Linked DNA regions of Homo sapiens: all the other regions are linked to region 3. A link is a contact called in ENCODE Hi-C or POLR2A ChIA-PET data. All regions are on one chromosome and are shown on one strand. Each heading gives the region's core, a stretch centred on a gene start or an enhancer-like site at or near the end of the contact. The rest is flanking DNA. Distances are from core to core; before and after follow the strand shown.

The links. A loop is a pair of places that touch in the nucleus more often than their neighbours do. ChIA-PET counts read pairs that join two places held with the same protein, here RNA polymerase II (POLR2A). Pooled maps may share reads with other maps.
Region 1: a loop to region 3 is called in a pooled map, with 3 times the contacts of the local background. The contact joins the promoter of TAPBPL here to the promoter of LRRC23 in region 3. A Hi-C loop is called at or near these places in 3 of 50 pooled maps. POLR2A ChIA-PET finds 5 or more read pairs at or near these places in 2 of 52 experiments (Caco-2 and OCI-LY7).
Region 2: a loop to region 3 is called in a map of CD8-positive, alpha-beta T cell, with 27 times the contacts of the local background. The contact joins the promoter of PEX5 here to the promoter of LRRC23 in region 3. A Hi-C loop is called at or near these places in 4 of 168 maps with a recorded cell type or tissue (CD4-positive, alpha-beta T cell, CD8-positive, alpha-beta T cell and naive thymus-derived CD4-positive, alpha-beta T cell), 6 of 37 single-sample maps with no recorded cell type and 15 of 50 pooled maps. POLR2A ChIA-PET finds 5 or more read pairs at or near these places in 1 of 52 experiments (activated B cell).

The regions. Positions count from the first base shown.
Region 1 is chr12:6,450,792-6,454,749 of GRCh38, reverse strand. It overlaps TAPBPL (TAP binding protein like), which reads right to left and starts at 2,708. Exons shown (of 7, transcript NM_018009.5): 1 at 2,438-2,708; 2 at 1,453-1,683; 3 at 1,034-1,303. The coding sequence starts at 2,501. It overlaps CD27 (CD27 molecule), which reads right to left. Exons shown (of 6, transcript NM_001242.5): 5 at 3,736-3,855; 6 at 3,037-3,482. The coding sequence ends at 3,358. It overlaps CD27-AS1 (CD27 antisense RNA 1), which reads left to right and starts at 3,233. Exons shown (of 6, transcript NR_015382.2): 1 at 3,233-3,958. RefSeq lists enhancers at 2,409-3,008, 3,439-3,598, 3,689-3,898.
Region 2 is chr12:7,187,214-7,191,542 of GRCh38, reverse strand. PEX5 (peroxisomal biogenesis factor 5) reads right to left here and starts at 1,857. Exons shown (of 16, transcript NM_001351132.2): 1 at 1,793-1,857; 2 at 1,019-1,181; 3 at 620-655; 4 at 185-317. The coding sequence starts at 1,165. RefSeq lists enhancers at 1,031-1,110, 568-1,283, 1,141-1,290, 1,284-2,000, 2,001-2,060 and 2 more and silencers at 1,481-1,890, 2,911-2,960.
Region 3 is chr12:6,902,115-6,906,071 of GRCh38, reverse strand. It overlaps LRRC23 (leucine rich repeat containing 23), which reads right to left and starts at 1,250. Exons shown (of 8, transcript NM_001135217.2): 1 at 997-1,250; 2 at 313-487; 3 at 118-227. The coding sequence starts at 438.

The sequences.
Region 1 (3,958 bases), core at 1,459-3,958, 450 kb after region 3:
TCATGAACAAATGATGCATCCCTGAGCTTTACCCCTGAAGCACCAGAGCAGCCTAGCATTTCACTGGGAGAAAACCGGGTTTTGGCTCGATAAGACTACAGTGGACAGCACCCATGTACAGAATAGCATCATGTGTCTTATTTCCTCATGGCAGCCCAGTGAGATGAGAACGATCTCCATTTTGGAAATAACACAGGTTGTCTGTGTGCCTGGGGACGTTCAGGTAGGGGCTGCGAAGCATTCTCTTGTGGACTCAGGGTTTTTGTTGTTGTTGTTGTTTTTGAGACGGTGTCTCACTCAGCTGCCCAGGCTGGAGTGCAGTGGCGCAATCTCGGCTCACTGCAACCACCGTCTCTCAGGTTCAAGTGATTCTCCCGTCTCAGTCTCCTGAGTAGCTGGGATTACAGGCACCTGCCATCATGCCCGGCTAATTTCTGTATTTTAGTAGAGAGGGGGTTTCACCATGTTGGCCAGGCTGGTCTTGAACTCCTGACCTCAGGTGATCCACCTGCCTTGGCCTCCCAAAGTGCTGGGATTACAGGCATGGGCCTTCGCACCTGGCCTGACTCAGGGGTTTTTAGGAAGAAAGGACCAAGGCCTAGGGGTGCCCTGAGGTGACCAGTGTGGATGGAGGTGGATTTGTTCCCTTTCTTCTTCTGTGCCCCATATCTTACCACTTTAGAAAAGCAAAACTTTCTGTGACTTGCTTTTCTTTTCTTTTCTTTTTTTTTTTTGAGATGGAGTTTCGCTCTTGTTGCCCAGGCTGAAGTGCCATGGTGTGATCTCGGCTCACCGCAACCTCTGCCTTCCGGGTTCAAGCGATTCTCCTGCCTCAGCCTCCCTCGTAGCTGGGATTACAGGCACCCGCCACCATGCCCGGCTAATTTTGGTATTAGTAGAGACGGGGTTTCACCGTGTTGACCAGGCTGATCTCAAACTCCTGACCTCAGGTGATCCACCGACCTCGGTATCCCAAAATTCTGGAATTACAGGCGTGAGCCACCACACCTGGCCTTGCTTTTCATTTTCTTACCTGCAGTTCGCACAGTCCCCTGGGGGCTCAGTGGCAAGTTCAGCGTCGGGTGCCAGAGCGCCTCATTCTTGGTGACCCTGGGAGTCTTCATCACCAAGGAGATGCTAGGTCCCCCTCCAGAGACCTGCATGTTGGCCATGAACCAAGCTGCTGTCTTAACAGTGGTCTCTGTCATCTGGAGAAAGTAGCGGGAGATCTCACAGGTCACCTCCTTCCCACTGCAGTCAGCATGGAGCAAGGCCTCGGCCTGGGGAATCTGGACCAGGTCCACTGGGGAGAAGCAGGGCACACACAGAGGGCAAATTAGCGTGAGAACACCAGGGCCAACGGGAGGCAGTATGTGTGGCTGTAATCGGGACCTGGGCTGTCCTGGTGGAGGGAGCCCGGGAGGACCAAGGACACAGGTGGAAGGCTTTTACCTGAGGCCTCAAAGATAATAGGTGGGTCATCTTGGGCCAGTGTGCCCCCTTGGAAATCGGTGAAGTCCTCCAGGGAGCCATCGTCCAGCACTGGCACCTGCTTCAGCACAAGGGAGGCCCTTGCCCTGTCCTCACTGCTGGCGAGAGCTCCACGGTGCGCACCGTCCTTCGCCAGGAAGCAGTCTAGGACCACGTCCACTGCCCGCCACTGCCCCTCTGCTGGGTGGGGCTCTGCAGACAAAGGCTGGGGTGAGCACCGCCTTCCCCAGAAAGCTACTCCACACTTGCTTCCTGCCCCCGCCCTCAAGCTGTGGAGTCATCAAAGGGTAAAAGTTGCCATCCAAGATCCTAGCTGTTTCTGTGTCCCTCTATTCTCCCGTCATCCCCAAACCAGCTTTCTGGAGAGCACCTGCTAGTCCAGGCAAATACTTCTTGGTGAGAGTTAAAGTCCTGGATTTGCCTTGCTCAGAGGAGTTTATGCTTGCATTTCCAACTGTTGAATAAAAGACTATCTTTTCAGTCAAAGGAATTCTCAGAAAACAAGCAAGTGCCACCGCAGAGAGAGGAGACTGGACAGTTACTGTTGCTGGGGCACTGACAGCCTGCACTGCTTTCTCCCATTTCGGGTAGCCTTCCCCTCCCCCGCCTTCAAGGTCACCTTCCAAGTGATTTCCTCACCTGGGGAGTCCTTTCCTCTTCTGAAGTGTCAGCTCCCAGGCCAGTGCCCTCTCTGTAGGACAGTGGCTCCTGACCACAGCCACAGAGGCAGCCCCTCTTTAGCATTTTCCCTGTGGAGTCCCCACCCTCCCTCCACACACACTATTGGTTCCTTCCTTTGCCAGCCGCTGAGCCTTTCCCCTGTTGGGCTTAGAAGGCGATGGGGTCATCCCCGGCCCCTTTGCTCTTCTGGAATCTCGGGGAGGGTGGCACCCTGGGGCTTCAGTAGCTCTTCTCCCAGCCAGCTCTCCCCGACTCCCAGACTCACTGGTTTCTGCTGCTCCAGATAGAGCCAGGCAGAGCAGCAGGCACCAGCCCTCCTGTGTGCCCATGGAGGCTGCTCTCGAGTTCCCTCCTTGCCCACCGCCCTTCTCCACAGTCCTACGCTGCTTGCGAGGCCCGGCGGAAGAAGGGGGCTCTCCAAGCACACCTGGCAGCCTGCAGCCTTTAGGTTTCTTCCCTGTTCCCTCTGCTGCCGACTTTTCTTTCACTTTCACTTAGAGCAAGATGGCAGCCCGCGTCCCTGTGTGAAGCCGTCTGCAGCAGCTGCCAGAGCCCTGCTTGCTGTTTCCTTTCTCACCACCCACCTCACCCGGAAATCCCCTGGTGATTTCAAGACCTGACCTCTGCACCCTTTTGCTCCCCACCTGTCCCAAAAAAGTGGAGCTATAACTGTGGGAAAAGGGGATCTGAAGTCAGACACAGGATCCACAGTAGCCTGGGGACCTTTCTCACCCCCGCCCTTAAGCAGGCCCCAACATAACCGGCTGAGAAACCTCCTCTGCCAGATCCTGACCTGAGCCAGGAGGCGGCCAGGAAACTGGATTTTGGGACTGGGATTTCAGAGAGGAAGCTGGAGAGCTGCAGGGTGGTCATCTGTCACTTTATTTTGCCCGTCTTGTAGCATGTGGGTCTTTCGCAGCAGGAAGTGTGTTTTACAACCAGAGCCCCCGCCCTCCTGCAGCGCAGGCGCAGCTGGCTGGGCTCCTGCTTCCCACTCTCCACCTCATCCATATTTGTCCTCGTCCCTGCCAGTCTCGAAAAGGCACTCTGTCACGTGTACACAGGAAAGGGCCCTGACAAGAGGATGGGACTGCAGTTGTGGCTGCCAGGTCTCACTCTCCCTTGGATGGTCGGCGGGGTGGGGGTGGAGGCCAGGGCTGTAGTGCAGCTCCCGCAGGTGCTGGCTCAGGGGGAGCAGGCAGGCTCCGGTTTTCGGTAATCCTCCTGGATGGGGATGGTGCTGCCCTCCTCCTCCCTGGGGCAGCTGTAATGACAAGGCTCTGCAGGCTCCACAGGACTTTCTCCTTTGTCTGCAGAAGGAGATCCGATGAGTCTTGGCCAGCAGTGGGGGCAGGGGGAGACGGGAGAAGGAGATGGGTAGAGGCGGGTGCGCTTGGGGGAGGGGTGTCAGGAGCACGCCAGCTAAGGGGAGAGAAGGGGTAGGACCAAGGCTGGTGAAGTGGAGCTGGTGGGTTTCAGTGAGATTCCAGGCGTGGGCAGTGGGGTTGAGCCAGTGGGGTGTGGTGCAGGGGCAGGACCGGAGGCCTGTGTTCTGTCTCTTACTTGATCTATATTTCCTTCGTTGATGGAGGAACAGGGCCCCGGCCAGGGTGAAAACAAGGAACATTCCAGAGAAGATCACAAGGATGCGAATAAAATCGGAGCTGCACAGGGATCTTTGGGCTGTAATAGGAGGGGACACACAGGGGTTAGGGGAGGGTCTAGCCCTTGGCTCCCTCAGCCCAGCCCTCCTGTCACCTTGCCTCTCCCCTTTCCCCCACCTTAT
Region 2 (4,329 bases), core at 608-3,107, 280 kb before region 3:
GAAAGAATACATACATACCATTCCATCATGCCTAAAGAACCCTGAATCCACGTGAAAACACTCTGTTACTTTTGTCTCCTTCTGCATCTCAGGTCCCCAATGCCAGCAGCATCCAATGGAACCCCCTTCCTTGGCCCTGGCTACATGGAAAACGATCTCCCCTCCCACTAGACTCTGGACTCACCTCTCTGGGGAGCCTGGCGGAAGTTTGACTGCTCAATCTGCTGCATCTCAGCCAGGAGGTCATCCATCTTGAAGGTCTGAGGGGCACGGGACACAAGGGGTGCATTCTGGTCCTGCAGGAATTCAGCCACCAACTGCCAGAAGGGAAATGATGAAATGAACCCATAGGCTTGGGAGGCCCCAGCAAGAGGCAGGACCCACTGGAGGGGGATCCCAATGTTAGATACAAGGAAAGGAAAACACAGAAACTGGAGACACATAAAGAGAAACTGTCTTTCCATAGATTTAGAAGGACGAAAAAATACATTTAAAAACAAGCAGGCATTCTCATTCGGTCAGGAAAGCCCAAAAATTGAAATACGGGTGAACTAAGTTTAAAGGTAAAAACACAGTGGGCAAGAGAAAAATGGGACAGAAAAGAGACTGGTCTATTTACCTCATCTTCAGAAGCTACTCCCAAAGGCTTGGAGGCCTAAGAGAGAAAGACAGAGATGTACAATGACGCAGTTCCTCTAAAATCAGGGGTTGATGAAGCCCATAGGCATCTGAGCCTCGGCTTCTTCATCTATAAAATGGTTGCATTTATTTAAAGGTGCACAGGGTTTTCTAGTGTTTATAAACGCTCAGTAAGTGGTAACTACTATGATTTGCAACACAATAGAGAAAGCAGTTATACCAAGATGTGCAAACAGCCCCTCCACCTCAGACCACCACCACCTGGGCTTTCCACCTCAAGAACACTCACTGCCTCAGAGGCTGCACCTGGGCTTTCCACCTCAAGAACACTCACTGCCTCAGAGGCTGCACCTGGGCTTTCCACCTCAAGAACACTCACTGCCTCAGAGGCCGGGGCTCCGGGGGGCCAGGGGCCAGGCCTCAATCCCTCCTGCCGAAGGGCCTTGTCCTGGGTGAAGTGCCCGGCGAGCTTCATGAGCGGGTTGGCACCCCCGCATTCGGCCTCCACCAGCTCCCGCATTGCCATGGTGACCGCCAGCTCTCTGATGGACACAGGAGGTTTGGAACTGAGGTACCCAAGCCAGACCCTTCTCACATCCACAACTCTGCCCGTATCTGAGGAAGGCACACAGGCGTCTGCCCCACACTGGCCGCCCTCCACCCCAGTGCTTTTGCTGCGACCCCCACCTCTGCCAGGAGTTCGAGGGAGGTCGGTACTCTCTCCTGCCGCCCCCCTCAAAGGCCACCGCTTCCAGCCTGCGCCTCTGCAGAGGCCTCCGCGACTACGGTCCCATGGGCTGGGGGCCAGCAGCTGCCTCCACAAAGGGGCCTGGACCCCGGGGGACCACGGGGACGCTTCAACAACCAGGCTGGACGGCGACACTGCCCGAAGAAGGGACAGTGGGAAAACAGCCCGACCATACCTAGCCCCGCGCAGCCCCAGCACGCGGTGAGCACGGCAGAGGAGCATTCCCTCCCCTTAAGTCACCGGAGCCCTTCCCCCGGCTCGGCCCGGTCCCTCCCGCGCTCCCCACCGCCCATCTCCCCGGCCCTGCTGCCGCTCCAGCCCCGCCCCTGGGACCCGCGAGGCCACCGCAAGGGTGGGGAGGGCCCAGGGACGCGGCCCCGGGCCCCCTCGGGGTCAGGCGCTCACCGCGGAGCGCCGCGCCGCACGACCCGCCGGGGCACCAGGTGCTGGCTTGGGGGAGGGGAGAAGAGGGGGCGGGGAGCCAGGGGGCGGGGCTCAGGCTTAAAGGGGCCGTGACCGCCCCGCAGCGGCCCAGGCCCAGCGGAAGCTGTCTGAAAAGGCGGGGCCTTAAGACTGCGACGCAGCCTGACGGGAAGAGCCGTGAGTCTTAAAGGGGAAGAGCACCTTAGAGAGCGGGTCTTGGAGAGTCGCCTTTAGGAGCGCTCGAAAAGGCCACGGGCCCTAGGATTTGTTTGACGGAAAGCTCAAAGAAGAGTGGAGCTAAGAAGGGCTTCCCAGGCTCTGGGGGAAAGCCGAAGACGCGAGATCCTAGGCTCAGTCGATCCTGCCTCTTCCCTTGGGCGCATTGTGACCTAAGGGGATTCAGTGCCCTTTCTGAGCCTCAGTTTTCCCCTCTAAAATGGGGCTGGCTAATGTTCCCAAGCCCAAGAAAGAGAAAAGCCCTAACACCAGGGGCTGGGGAGTCCAGTCCGAAGCCTTCTTCAGCCTCCTAGGCCTGCCCCGCTTCCAAATAACCCCTAGCGGGGTAGCGTCACTGTCTCCATGGAGACAGGGGCCCGCCCCCGCCTTAATCCCTCTCCACCTCTGCATAATGGGGAAAATAGCACTGCATGATGACAAATTCCGGAGACCAAAATAGGGTCCAACGCATCCTGAGACCTCGAGCTGGTAACGTACAGGGAAGGTGAACAGTGAGTCAGCCCTTCCTTCCGCTAAGTCAACATAGTGGCCTTATTCCCATCACTCCAGGCTGGGAAAGGACAAACATACAAGAAATGCTTTTAATCACGGAATAAGACTAAGCCTCAAGCCCCCTCATCTGCCAAAGAGTGTGCTCTGCTGTCAAACCTCAAAGTCATTGAGAAACAAACCCTGATAATCTCACCCAGCTTCAAGACCAAGGGAGTCCTAGTGTCATGGAGAAGAGCAAGGAGGGGCCCAGGGCTGCCGGTAAATGACCAAGGGCAATAATGCCAGACGAACAGAAGTACCATCCCAGCCCAGGGTGCATGAGCGGAGGCAGGCAGGCAGCAGGTGGCGCCATGGGCCGGGCTTGTTTCCTGGCTGTTCTGCAGATTTCAGAGGTGGAGGCCTCAGGGGGCCACAGGGAATGTCTGTGTAAACTCATCCCTGGGAAGACAGAGAAGCTGCTCTGACACCTCAGGGGAACAGAATGGCAGGGGACAGACCATAAGACTGTGCAACATTTCTCCTTTTCCTTGCCTTTTCGCCCTCTTTCAGAGGCCCCACTTCTACACCCCGTTTTCTTCCGGAGCACACAAATCCCAGCCCTTGGGCGTCCCCTGTTCTCAGGCTGCCATCGTGAGGAAAATACCTGATAAACTAAACCACACAAGGATGAAGAGATGCCCTCCAGAAGGTGCATACTTTTAAAAAGAGGACCCCCTAGAGAGAGCAATGTTTAAAGGAACCCATCTGATACAGTAGAATTTCAGAACCTCAAGGCAACCAGAGTTTCCCAGTACCACTTAAACATCACAACACACATAACCTTCTGCTCTGCTAGGAGTTTATCAACTGATTAGCCGTAACTCACTTTGTGTGCAGATCTTGGAAGAATGCTAATAATAATAACTGATGTTTACTAAAATCCAGGTGTTGTGTAAAACACTTTATGTATCTCAATGTTTTTAATCTTCTTAATACCCCTATTAAATAGATATTAGTAGACCCACTTTACAGATAAGACTTGTGCAAAATCAGATGGCTAGGAAGTCAAAATTTAATCCAGGCATAACTCTAGGCACCTACTTCCCAGTCTTAGAGAAGACTTACTGATAAACCATGGAGATCTTTGATCTCCTAGGCCATAGAATCATTCACAGAACTTGGTCCACAGTCCCAGCCAGAGGTGCTGGGAAAGGGCTAATAGAGTGACTTTGGTGTTTAATATTTAATTTACTGAAGCTCTAGATTTGAAACCCTAGATTTTGTTAATCCAGGTTCAACTTTAAATTCTTGTTCTATTCATAAAAGTAGTAATTTTTATAAAATAAAAATAATTTTTACTTATTCTTTAATGTTTGACGAATTCAAGTTCAATAGATGTTTAGACACACATTGCATTGACTGTGTGCCAGGCATTGTTTCAAGCACTTTTCAACTATTGATTTATTTAATCCTCCTAATAGTTATTAATAATAACTATTATCCCCCATTTTACAAAAGAGGAAACTGAGGCACAGAGAAGTTGAGTGACTTGCACAAGGTCATACTAATAAATAGCAGAGCTGGGATTTGAACCCAGACCACGGTCACCAAACTGTAAAGGGCTCAATGGTCAATATTTTTGGCTTTGTAGTCCATGCAGTCTCTGTCACAGTGACTCAACCCTGCTGTTGGAGCACAAAAGCAGACATAGGCCACACCTAAACAAATGAGCATGGCTGTATTCCAGTAATGCTTTTTATGGGGACTGAAATGTGAATTTTATATAATTTTCATGTTACAAAATATTCTTC
Region 3 (3,957 bases), core at 1-2,500:
TTTCCACTAGGCATGAGAAGAGTCAAACTCTCAACCAGAACACCCAGGAATGACAGTGGGAAAGGAGATAGGGGCCCTACAGTCTCACAGTCCTCATCTGGTCCCCCCAAAACGCACCTCTCTTTAACCTCCAGCTTGACATAAGCATGAGCCAGCCCATTGCCTGTCTTACAGAGCAGAGAAAGCCCTTCCTTCATCATGTCCTCCGTGAGGGGGGTGGGCAGCCACTGCAGGTAGAAGTGGAGTAAGGTGTCTCTCCCCTGCCCAACCCCCTCCTTCAGCCCTAGGACCCCTCCTTGTCCAGGCTCTCACTTCCTCAGGGAACTCTTCCCCCTCTTTTCTGTAGTCCTCCCCCTCCTCTGTCTCCTTCTCGTCCTCTTCTTTCTCAGAATCATCCTGGTCTGGCTCAGAGTCTTCTAGATCATCTTCATCTGACATCTTTCTTCCCTCCTGAAAGCTCTGGAGTCAGATAAGCTCAGTCCTCCTCCTGAAAAAGAAGGTCTCATCAGCTTCTGCCAGCCTTCAGCTCCTTCATCGTCATTGACACGTGCCACTCCCATCACCCCCATGACTTCTGACCCACCAACTCTAGGCTTCTTTCCTTATCCCTGTGAACATCTCATTTTGATTCTCAACTCCCACTTCACACTTTCCACTGAGGACCCCCTCCCTTCAGGATGTCACCCACACCCCCAGGCCTTTCCTGTCCTTCACAGTGACTCCAGCTCTCCTCCAGCAGCCGGGTGTCCCTATTTCCTGGGCTTCCCTCTCCCCCATTCTTCCCACCTCCCCCTTAAGCCATGCTCTCCAATCTTCCCTACCAATTCCTCCTCCTCTCCTCTCAGCTCCCATTGCGCCATCCGTAATCCCTGCTCCATTCATTTCTTCTACTTTTCCCTCCCCACTGGGCCAATTTCCTTGGGCCCTCTGGTACACCAGCCTAAAGCGCAGTCTCCAACCCTCCCACTCAATTCGCCTTAGCAAAGGGGCTCAGACCCTGTTTCTGCTCAATCAGAAGCAGTTCTGGAGAGGCCCTTGGTCCCGAGAGGGAAGGACTGTTTAGCAAGCGGGCGAGGGGAAGGAGGGGTTGTGTACTGCTGTTATGGCAACGGGGACGGGGCACTTGGCAACTGCAGCTCGCCACCGTTGAGAGTAGAGCGGCGACTACCTGATGCGCAAATCAGCCGGGGAGGGGATTGATCAGTAGTTGCCTGGTTACCACGCCACTTTCCCGTCCCGGGAACCCGGATGAGGCGCGGAAGGGGCGTTGGGCCGCTAATTGGCTGAGGACAAAAAGAAGTGGGCAGGGCTGAGAAGCGAGAAGAGAGGGGGCGGGGCTAGTCATTACGTCACCCAAGACCTTAAAGGGACCGGACATCTTCAATGCAAAAGTATTGTGAATTCAGGAAAAACTCGTCCTTCGAAGCAAAAAGGGCGGGGCTGCGAGGAAAAGCAAGAAACACCAAGATAAGGGGTCTTTTCCCCTTCCCCCTATAGTTTCTGCTCATTAGTTATTTTCAGGTAGACCTTTGGAAGGTGGCTTGGTGGAGCGGAAGGAGTCCAGACCCAGATACCTTAAGAACTGGGTTGGAGTCTTGGCAGATCTGCATTTGCTAGCTAAACGTACCCAAGACTCTTTGTTATCTGTAGAATTAGCTTAACTATATCAACTGACAGGGATCCAGTATGAGTTATCCTGGACTGGTTTGATGCAAACCTTTTAGTGGGTGGAAGGCAGAAAATTCAACATCTGCCCACTAAAATACTCCTGATCCAACGTTGTTATATCAGTAATCAACAGGAACTGGCATAGCCAAACCCAGGCACTCAGGCCTGTCTGACATGTTGAAGGAGATGAAAAAGATGTTGAGATGCAATAAATATTTCTGGAGAGTTTGTGCGAGACATTATGTCAAACATCTTTACAACTGATATTTAATCTCTGCAACAGTCCTGTAAGATAGACATTTGAAAGAAGAGGATACTGAGGCTCAGGGAGGTTAAGATGACACAATTCCTGCCTGGGGAAAGGGGGATGTTACCAATCTTGTTGTGGAATCTAATGTAAATGAAACAATGAGGTAACCAGGTAAGATGGCATGTGATTCATTGTTAAATTGTGCCCACAGACTTTATATAACGGCAAAGTGGTCTGGTGGAAGATGTGGTGGGCAAGAAATCAGGAAGTATTATATTACCTCCTGCCCAGGGCAGCTTGGAGGAATGTGGTTAATAGGCAAATCTGTTTACTTGGTGTCATGGAACCAGTAGGGACTTTAAAGTCAGAGACACCAGCTTCAAAACCCATCTCTACTACTTAATACCTGTGTGTCCTTCAGCAGGTTATGAAATCTTACTGAGGTCTAATTTCCACAGTCGTGAAATGGGGATTATTAAAACGTCCACCTGTAAGGATTGTTAAGGGATTAAAAGAGATAATGTGGGTAAATCGCCTTGCACTTAGTTGACCCTTAGTAAACATTTTCCTGCTCCTCCCCACCCCTGGCCTGTGTCCTTGGTACTGGGGTTGCTGTGAGGAAAAAGAAATAATAAATATGAACACTCTGAAGAGTGAGATGTGCTATACAAATGAAAGTTATTGTATTGTTGGAGTGTGGAGAAGGGAAAAATCCATGTGGTTTGATGTAGTCAAAAGAAATGGATATGAGTTTCCTTGGCCAAGAAGAAAGAGGAAGACACATTAGATGGGAAGAAAAGTTGTGATGTAAGGGTTAGGAAGGTGTCCTTGAACATACACTTTTGTTATTTTGTTTTTATTTTTGTTTTGAAATAGAGTTTCCCTCTGTCGCCCAGGATGGAGTGCGGTGGAGCAATCATAGCTCACTGCAACGTCCACCTCCTGGGCTCAAGCAGTCCTTCCGTCTCAGCCTCCTGGGTACCTGGGACTACAGGTGTGCGCCACCATGCCAAGTTAATTTTTTTGTATTTTTTGTAGAGACAAGGTTTTGCTATGTTGCCCAGGCTAGTCTCAAACTCCTGGGCTCAAGCAATCCGCCCGCCTCGGCCTTCCAAAGTGCTGGGATTATAGGCATGAGCCACTGCGCCCTGCCATGCTTTTGTTAAGCACTTAATCTGTCCCTGTGCTCCGGGACAGTAAAGCACAGAAGTCCTTATCTTTTATCTTCAAGAGGTGTACAGTTCAGTGACAAGATTAAGTACACAAGTAATTCAATATAATGAGACATGTTATAATAATCATACCCAACATTTATAGAGCTTTTACTAAGTGCTAGGGATCATTGTATAGTATATGCATATACATGATATCATATATTCGGGGCAGAGATTTCAGAGGCAGGAATCACCTGTGGTAATGCTTGGAGAAGAAAGAGCTCAATGCCTGTGCAAAGAAAGCAGGTGGTTCTGCTGGCTGGAACAGTAGGTGCAGTCGGGGGTTGGAATATGGTAGAAGCAGTAAACAGACTTGGATCACACTGAAGGATCTGGACTTTATCCTGAAAGCTGTGGGGAGCTATTGAAGGTTTTATTTCGTGTTTAGTTGGCAAGGACTGAAGTTACACTGTGTAATGAGAGCTAGATACTCCACAACATCCTTGATATTTTTCCCCCATCGGCTGGTCTAGATAGAGTCTCTTTCAATTATAAAAGTAATATTTAGGCTGGGCGTGGTGGCTCACGCCTGTAATCCCAGCATTTTGGGAGGCCTAGGCGGGTGGATCACCTGAGGTCAGGAGTTTGAGACCAGTCTGGCCAATATGGTGAAACCCCGTCTCTACATACAAAAAATTAGCTGGGGTGGTGGCTCGCACCTGTAATCCCAGCTACTCGGGAGGCTGAGACAGCAGAATCGCTTTAATACAGGAGGCCTAGGTTGCAGTGAGCTGAGATCGCGCCACTGCACTCCAGCCTGGGCAACAAGAGTGAAACTCCGTCTCAAAAAAAGAAAAAAAATTAGCCAGGCGTTGTGGCTTGTGC